Linked DNA regions of Homo sapiens: region 2 is linked to region 1. Evidence: read pairs that join two places in POLR2A ChIA-PET (ENCODE). Cell type or tissue: A673. All regions are shown on one strand. Each heading gives the region's core, and the rest is flanking DNA. Links, peaks and the distances in the headings are about the cores only. Region 1 overlaps DESI1 (desumoylating isopeptidase 1). Region 2 overlaps ZC3H7B (zinc finger CCCH-type containing 7B).

Evidence for each region. Peaks named below come from ENCODE experiments on the same cell type or tissue, not always from the same donor. Only the 100,000 strongest peaks of a DNase experiment are listed, where the experiment ranks them.
Region 2: POLR2A ChIA-PET joins it to region 1 with 5 read pairs; 2 of 35 experiments call an interaction of 5 or more read pairs at or near these places.

The regions. Positions count from the first base shown.
Region 1 is chr22:41,610,628-41,615,012 of GRCh38, reverse strand. All of the region lies in intron 1 of DESI1 (desumoylating isopeptidase 1), which reads left to right. Among named protein-coding and RNA genes, the nearest start is that of DESI1, 8.2 kb to the left of the region's middle. In A673, for the core only: no CTCF peak of the experiment used is centred there; no DNase peak of the experiment used is centred there.
Region 2 is chr22:41,342,415-41,346,799 of GRCh38, reverse strand. It overlaps ZC3H7B (zinc finger CCCH-type containing 7B), which reads right to left. Exons shown (of 23, transcript NM_017590.6): 12 at 4,172-4,271; 13 at 3,224-3,385; 14 at 592-797. Among named protein-coding and RNA genes, the nearest start is that of TEF, 37 kb to the left of the region's middle. In A673, for the core only: no CTCF peak of the experiment used is centred there; no DNase peak of the experiment used is centred there; H3K27ac peaks cover 408 bases.

The sequences.
Region 1 (4,385 bases), core at 72-4,071:
CAGTGGTTTTCAAATGCTCTTTAGCTGTGAAACTCTTCCTTGAAATGAAATCTTCTGCAGATATGCATGTGGAAAACAGGTGAAAAGGAACTTTTTTGTTAAAAAAAAAAAAAAGAAGAAGAAAACAAGGTGGGGTGAGGTGGCTTATGCCTGTAATCCCAGCACTCTGGGAGGCCAAGGCGGGTGGATCACCTGAGGTCAGGAGTTTAAGACCAGCCTGGCCAAGATAGTGAAACCCCATCTCTACTAAAAATACAAAAATTAACTGGGCACGGTGGCGCATGCCTGTAATCCCAGCTACTCGGGAAGCTGAGGCAGGAGAATCGCTTGAACTCGGAGGGCAGAGGTTGCAGTGAGCCGAGATCATGCCACTGCACTTCAGCCTGGGTGATAGAGTGAGACTCCATCTCAAAAAAAAAAAAGGATGTAGGCCGGGCACAGTAGCTCACACCTATAATCCCAGCTACTTGGGAGGCTGAGGCAGAAGAATCACTTGAACCCCGGAGACGGAGGTTGCAGTGAGCCGAGATCACGCCACTGCACTCCAGCCTGGGAAACAAAGTGAGACTCTGTCTCAAAAGGAAAAAAGAAAGGATGTAAATTCACTCAATTCATTTTTAATGTTATTGTTGGCTCCAAGTGTTTGGTGGATGAATGAATAAGTGAAAGAATGAACAGGCTGGGTGCAGTGGTTAACCCCTGTAATCCCTGCACTTTGGGAGACCGAGGCGGGTAGATCACAAGGTCAGGAGTTTGAGACCAGCCTGGCCAGCATGGAGAAACCCCGTCTCTACTAAAAATACAAAAAATTAGCCGGGCATGGTGGCGAGCTCCTGTAATCCCAGCTACTCGGGAGGCTGAGGCAGGAGAATTGCTTGAACCCGGGAGGCGGGGGTTGTAGTGAGCCATGATTGCACCGCTGCACCCCAGCCTGGACAACAGAGCGAGACTCCGTCTTAAAAAAAAAAAGAAAGAATGAATAAATAAGGGGATCTTTTTTCTATAGTCCCTATCTCCACTCTATGAATGGATGAGATCCTAAGTGTACCTTGATGCAGTTGAATAGGAAGTGTGGCGTGTAGCTTACAGGCAAATTCAGTGATGATACAAAGGATATAAAGGAGAATAAAGTAGGGTTTGTATCCTGCAACTTTTGAGTTGTTTTTCAGGTGTGAAATAACTGAGGCCCCTCTTCAAAAATCTGTTTAGTAGGAATGGGTTTGAGCTGATGATACATCCATACCTGCCAGCTGTACTCCTGAGTCAGTGAGCATGCGCATCTGAGAAGACAGCAGTAGACTGGGAGTGCAGTATGCCAGGGTGGCAGAGTCATTGCAATAACAAGCCAGGCAGCCCAGATTGGGGTTAGGAACTTTGTCCTCAATAGCACTGTGTGTCAACCAACAAAGCTAACTAAACAGAACAGCTCATCTCAACAGATGTTCATGTCACATCTCAGGACCAGGTCCTTTGCTAGGTGCTGGAGTTATAAAGATACATAAGAAACTGTCCTGGTTACTGAGGCAACTGTAGTCTAACTGGGGAGAAGGACACGTGAATAGTTTCAATACCAGGGTACTATGAGAACAACTATAAAACTTTCAAATTATAAACCCTAGAAGAAATGAGTTAGCCTTTATTGGGCATGTATTATGTCCCAGACCCTGTGCTACGCATGTGTCATGTATCGTCTCTTTTAATCCTGGAAATGTTATGAGGCAGGCAGTGTTATTATGCTTTTTTTTACAGAATAGGAAACTATAGTTTAAACAGTGCGTCCAATAGAACTTTCTGCAGTGATGGAAATGTTCTAGATCTGCACTGTCCAGTAAGTAAACACTAGTCACATGTGGCTATTGAATACCTAAAATGTGGTTAGTGGAACTGAGGGACTGAATTTGTGCATTTATTTAACTTAAATAGCCACATGTGGTCAGTGGTCACCATATTGGACAGCTCAGGCTTAGTGTTCTCAGCCTCTGCAGTGTTCTCTGTGATCTGGTCCTCCATTACCTCTGGTCATCTTCTACTTCCCCTCCTCACCCATTCTAACTTCACTGGCCTCCTTACAGGCCTTCAGATAAACCTGGCATGTCATTGCCCCTGCATCCCTCTTTCCCTTGCCTCCTTTAAATCTTGGCTCAAAGCTGGGCCTGGTGGCTCACGCCTGGAGGTGGGAGGATCACTTGAGCCCAGTAGTTCAAGTCCAGGCTTGACAACATAGGGAGACGCCGTCTCAAAAAAAAAAAAAAAAAAGTAGGCCTGGGTGGTACACATATAGTCTCAGCAACTGGGAAGCTGAAGTGGGAGGATCACTTGAGCCTGGGAGGTCAAGGCTGCAGTGAGCTTTGATCGCGTTACTGCACTCCACCCTGAGTAGCAGAGCAAGACCCTGTCTCAAAAAAAAAAAAAAAATCTTCACTCAAATATCACATTCTCAAAGAGGCCCACCCTGATCATCCCTGAAACTCCCTTAACCTACTCTTTTTTTTTTTTTTCTTTTTTTGAGACAAGAGTTTTGTTCTTGTCGCCCAGGCTGGAGTGCAGTGGTGCAATCGCAGCTCACTGCAACACCTCCCGGGTTCAAGTGATTCTTCTGTCTCAGCCTCCCGAGTAGCTAGAATTACAGGTGTGTGCCACCATGCCTGGCTAATTTTTGTACTTTTAGTAGAGATGGGGTTTCACCATGTTGGCCAGGCTGGTCTCGAACTCCTGACCTCAGGTGATCCGCCCGCCTCTGCCTCCCAAAGCGCTCGGATTACAGGCGTGAGCCACTACGCCCAGACCCCCTTAACCTACTCTTGTTCGTTCTATACCATTCACTATTGCTAACATGTTATGACTTATTATCATCATTATTATTATTGACTGTCCCCTCCCCCCACCTAGTAAGTGTCATGAAGGAGGTTTTTGTTTACTGATGTATCCTTAGTGCCAAGGATAGTGCCTGGAAGGTAGTAGTCACTCAATAAACCATTAGTTCACCGTTTAAGCCAGTAGGATTCACACCCAACCTGTCTACACCAGAACCTGTGTTCTTATTCACTATATTGTACTTCCTCCTTGTAAGCGTAGCATTCCTCACAAAGTAAATGAGAAAAGCTTCATTTGAAAGGAACAGGGGCCAGGCGCGGTAGCTCACGCCTGTAATCCCAGCACTTTGGGAGGCCGAGGCGGGCGGATCACGAGGTCAGGAGTTTAAGACCAGCCTGGCCAACATGGTGAAACCCCATATCTACTAAAAATAGAAAAATTAGCCAGGCGTGGTGGTGAGCGCCTGTAGTCCCAGCTACTTAGGAGGCTGAGGCAGGAGAATCACTTGAACCTGGGAGGCGGAGGTTACAGTCAGCCAAGATCACACCATCGTACTCCAGCCTGGGCAACAGAGTGAGACTGTCTCAAAAAAAAAAAAAAAAAAAAAGAAGGAACAGGTAAGAGAAAGCAGGTATCCTTAATTTCTCCAGTTTCACTGAACTATTAAATGTCTTCACGTAAATAAACAAATTGCAGCCATTTAAACAGCTGATTTATAAATGACAGTTCAGAAGGGCACATCAGCTCTATTTAAAATGCAGTGTTAGGCCACATAGAGTGGCTCACACCTGTAATCCCAGTACTTTGGGAGGCTGAGGAGGGCAGATCTCCTGAGGTCAGGAGTTCGAGACCAGCCTGGGCAACATGGTGAAACCCAATCTCTACTAAAAATACAGAAATTAGCTGGGCATGGTGGCGCACACCTGTAATCCCAGCCTGTACTTGGGAGTCTGAGGCACCAGAATTGCTTGAGCCCAGGAGGCGGAGGTTGCAGTGAGCCAAGATCGTGCCACTGCACTCCAACCTAGGCAATAGAGTGAGACTCTGTCTCAAAAAAAGGAATGTTAGTCTCCCCATTTTACATATAGTAAACAGGAAAGAGGAGATTTAGTATCTTATAGCCCAGTGGAACCCAGGGTTTGAAGATGCTCGTCCTAAATGGATTACCACTCCCCTTTGGCATCCAGTCTGGTTCTCATCAACCACTGTGAAATTTCACCTCAGTTTGGATAAGGTCAGAACCTGCCTCACATTCTTTAGGGTGCTATCCCCAGAAACCCCTGGCTAGGATCCCTCTATCCACTTGTGGTCTTTTTTTTTTTTTTGAGACAGAGTTTCGCTCTTTTCACCCAGGCTGGAGTACAATGGCGCCATCTCAGCTCGTCGCAACCTCCGCCTCCTGGGTTCAAGTGATTCTTCTGCCTCAGCCTCCCAAGTAGCTGGGATTACAGGCGCCTGCCACCACGCCCAGCTAATTTTTGTATTTTTAGTAGAGACGGGGTTTCATCATGTTGGCCAGGCTGATCTCAAACTCCTGACCTCAGGTGATCCACCACGCCCGGCCCACTTGT
Region 2 (4,385 bases), core at 194-4,193, 270 kb after region 1:
TTGAGATGGAGTCTCTAGTGCAGTTGCGCGATCTCGGCTCACTGCAACCTTTGCCTCCCCAGTTCAAGTGATTCTCCTGCCTCAGCCTCCCAACTAGCTGGGACTACAGGCGTGCACCACAACGCCCAGCTAATTTTTGTATTTTTAGTAGAGACAGGGTTTCACCGTGTTGGCCAGGCTGGTCTCAAACTCCTGACCTCAATTGATTTGCCCGCCTCAGCCTCCCAAAGTGCTGGGATTACAGGCGTGAGCCACTGCATCAGGCTAGGAATGAGAAACGAAAACAACCACGTGCCAAGCCCTGCCTATGACTGGCTGTCAGAAAAGAGCAGGTGTGAGGGTTATGATTTTTCTTTCCAGCCTCAGTTTCTGCCTCTGCAAAATGAGGGGGCTGGATCAGATCTGGCCTCTAGCAAGATAGGATCCTAGGGCCCAGACTTACTGACCCTCCAGGACCTACTGGTTCTAAGACCAGGCCTCCACAGCCCACGGGTTCCAGGGCTGACTTCCTATGGTGGTCCGTGCCAGGGAGCATCCCCAGCCCTGTCTGTGCCATGGCCTATGGGGTGGCAGTGGGTGGGTGGGCAGTACCTCGCAGAGGAAGGTGAAGATGCCCTGGTGCTCCTTCAGGAGCTTGGCGATGGTGAGGCTGCCGCGCTTAACACCCCCCAGCGGGTCGAAGAGCAGGTCGCGGTTGAGGGTGCCCTTCCGCTCCTCGGTCCACACGTCGATCTCCTCCTGATGGTAGGCGAAGGTGCAGTTATCCCCGTACTTACAGTCCTGCTTGTTAATCATGTCTGCAAAGAGGCAACAGGACACACGTTCCGCCAGGCGGGGATAGCAGCCCGCAGCACCCTCGCCACCCCGCTGCGGCCTGTGGGGCTCTGGCCCCATGAGCCAGGCAGGGCTTCGCTCCACCCCAACACAGCTAGGTGAGCCAGGGGCTGCTGCACCCCCTGCCAGGACTTGGCAGAGCTGGGAAGTCCTTTCCAAATACCAGGCCCCCTTCTGCACCCCAACGCAGGTGAGGCAGGGTCTGCTGCACCCCCTGCTGCCAGGACTTGGCAGGGCTGAAAATTCCTTTCCAAATACAAGGCCCGCTTCTGCACTCCACACCTGCAGAGTACAGTAATCACTCCTACCCCACTCACCCCACAGGATTGCTTTTGTAGAAGTATACAAGTCTCTAAATAAATAGAAGGGATTTTTTTTTTGAGATGGAGTTTTGCTCTTGTTGCCCATGCTGGAGTGCAATGGCACGATTTCAGCTCACTGCAACCTCCGCCTCCTGGATTCAAGTGATTCTCCTGCCTCAGCCTCCCGAGTAGCTGGGATTACAGGCACCCGCCACCACGCCCGGCTAATTTTGTATTTTTAGTAAAGACAGGGTTTCTCCATGTTGGTCAGGCTGGTCTCAAACTCCCGACCTCAGGTGATCCACCCCCCTCGGCCTCCCAAAGTGCTGGGATTACAGGCATGAGCCACTGTGACTGGCAAATATAAGGGATTTAAAAATAATTATTCACCAGGAAAAGAACACTGCATGGTTAAGAGCATGTAATTTGGCGTCAGACAGAATTGGGCTAGGATTCCTCATTACTCCCCGAGCCTCAGCTGTCTTTGCTATGAATGGAGGAGACTGGGTTGTTGGAATCAAGTGAGATAATACATAAAGCTGGCGGGGGCGCTGGACATGGTGGCTCATGCCTGTAATCCTAGGACTTTGGGAGGCTGAGGCAGGAGAATTGCTTGAGGCAAGGACTTCAAGACCAGGCTGGGCAACAAATTAAGAACCCTATCTCTACAAAAAAGTTAAAAATTAAAGAATAAGCTGGGTGTGGTGGCATGTGCCTGTAGTCTCAGCTACTCAAGAGGCTGAGGCAAGAAGATGGCTTAAGCCCAGGAGGTTGAAGCTGCAGTGAGCTATAACAGCACCACTCACTCTGGCCTGGGCAACAGAGCAAGACCCTGTCTCATAAAACAAAAACAAACCAAAACAAAATTTCTGGGGGCTGGGCCATCTGGAGAGAGGAAAGGTGGCTCAGAACCTGGAGCTCTGCTGTTTCCTGGGGGTGGGACCTGTTTTTCTTTCTCCTCCTCCCACTCTAAGTCTGCCTTGTCCCATCTCTCTGCCAGGCTCTTGGCGCACAAGGACAAACAGGCCACAGACCTGGAGGAGTGGGGCAGATCCCTGGGTGGGAGTGGGGGTGATTGCAAGGGGAAGCACCGCAGAGAAGGGCTTCCCAAGATTCAGGCGGTGCTTGAAGGAGGAGCAGAGGGTGACTAGGCTCAAAGGGCACAGCGTGTGTGACGGAATCAGGGAGGGTCAGTGCATTTGGGGAATGGTTAGGGCAGAGGGGTGAGGGGGTGGATACGGGCACGTGTAGGTCTTGTTGCAGAATGTGGACTTCATCCCACTGGCCACGGGCAGTGGCTGATGGAGGCCTTTGACCCAAGAGTGACATGTCCTTAGACCAGCCTGGCTGCTGGGAGGACAAGGAGCAAGTTCAGGAGGCCTGGGCGGGCCACTGCTAGGGGCCAGGTTGGGGGAGAGGCAGAGCCGTGGGTGCACTCTCAAAGCCTCCGTTTCCTCCTCCAGAGCTGTGAGGCTGCATGCTGGTGAAATGAAAGGGCTACACTGGGAAGGCCTTAGCAATTCGTGACTATTCACATATCGCCGTACAGCGGGACCAAGGCGCTTGGCTGGGACCAGAAAGAAGCTAGTCAGGGACATGATGGATGTCCATTAAATACCAACCAGGCTGATGTGAGCCAGAAATGAGGACAGTGACAACAGAAGAGTGACAGAGAGCTCAAGTGGATGGAGCCCTCACCATGCGCCAGTCCTAAATGCTTCATGTGGCTGCTGGGCACACTGCCCCGCGGCCCCTCAGGGCCCTACAGTGGTAAGAGAAGCCAGCCCCCTATGAGTCATGTAGGCTCCTGACACTCCAGAGCACAGGCCAGTGACGGGCTCGGTCTCCAGCTGAATGTCCCAAATGTGTCCCACCTGCCTCTGGAAGCTGCTAAGGGAAGAAGACGCTCATTCTGATGTGGAATTCATCCTGCACGGGCCCCAGGAGCCTAGGCCGTGGCTTTCTCCTCCCGTGCAGCTGTGAGGCCCACCCCTGTTCTGTCTACCTGTGATGGGGAGTAGAGCAGCGGCTGGGGGTGGAGGGGCTGGGCCCCAGCTGTGCTGCCTGCCCCGCTGCAGCCCACCCACCTTTGCACAGGTAGTAGGAGCCCACGAAGCTGGTCTTAGTGGGCCGGGGCCGGATCCGCTTCCAGGTCTGGTCCTCCGAGCTCCGGAGCCGGCCGAGCAGGATGTCCCGCTTGCACTTGTGCTCAAGGCCCTCACGGTAGGTGTAGTCGCCAGCCCGGGGGCCTATGGGCAGGGTGGACACACATGATAATTCCGGAAGCAGAATTGAAGAGTGATGGCTGGCAGGCCCATGCGGTGGGTAGGAATCGGCCCCCTCCTTATATACCTACCTCCCCTCTGAGGGCCTCCTGCCAGCTCCCACCACACCCTTCCTGGCTACTTGCTCCCTGGAGACCGGGGGACTGTGCTGGGGGAAGCCCCTCGAAGGAGCCCATTCTTGGCACCCATCCCCCCTCCTTTTTTTTGAGACAGAGTCTCACTCAGTCACCCAGGCTGGAGTGCAGTAGTGTGATCCCAACTCACTGCAACCTCTGCCTTCCGGGTTCAAGCAATTCTCCTGCCTCAGCCTCCCGAGTAGCTGGGACTATAAGCGAGCACCACCAAGCCTGGCTACTTTTTGTATTTTTAGTAGAGACAGGATTTCACCATGTTGGCCAGGCTGATCTCAAACTCCTGACCTCAAGTGATCTGCCTGCCTCAGCCTCACAAAATGCTGGGATTACAGGTGTGAGCCACCGCATCCGGCCTACCCATCCTTTTTCTACCACCGTCCTCACTCTCTAGTGAGTCTGACCATGTTAGTGTTTCTCTAGAAAGGACTGTGAAGGTGGTGCCTGGCAGGGACAGACCCCAAACTCCTGCCCCTTTCCTTTTCTGCCCCAGAGGGGCTTCTGATTTCTGGCACTTATCTCCAACTGAGACACTGGGATTCTTTTGATCTGGGATCCCATGTTCCTGAGATTCCCAGTTCTCTGGGCAGAGGGGTGGAGTCTACAGGTGAAAGTTTACCTGTCTTGGGGTAGCAGAGCTGGCAGGCCTGCTTGAACTCGTGGGTGGCAGCCAAGGGGTTCTTGATGAGCAAGGCAGTGTTGGGCATGCAGGGCTCTGGCTGTGACAGGAGGAAGGAGGCCATTGTGGGCACTGGATGATGGCTGAGGCCACTGGGGCCAGCCAGGGCACCAGAAGTGGGGAGTGCTCTATGACCCCCCTATCCTACCCAAGA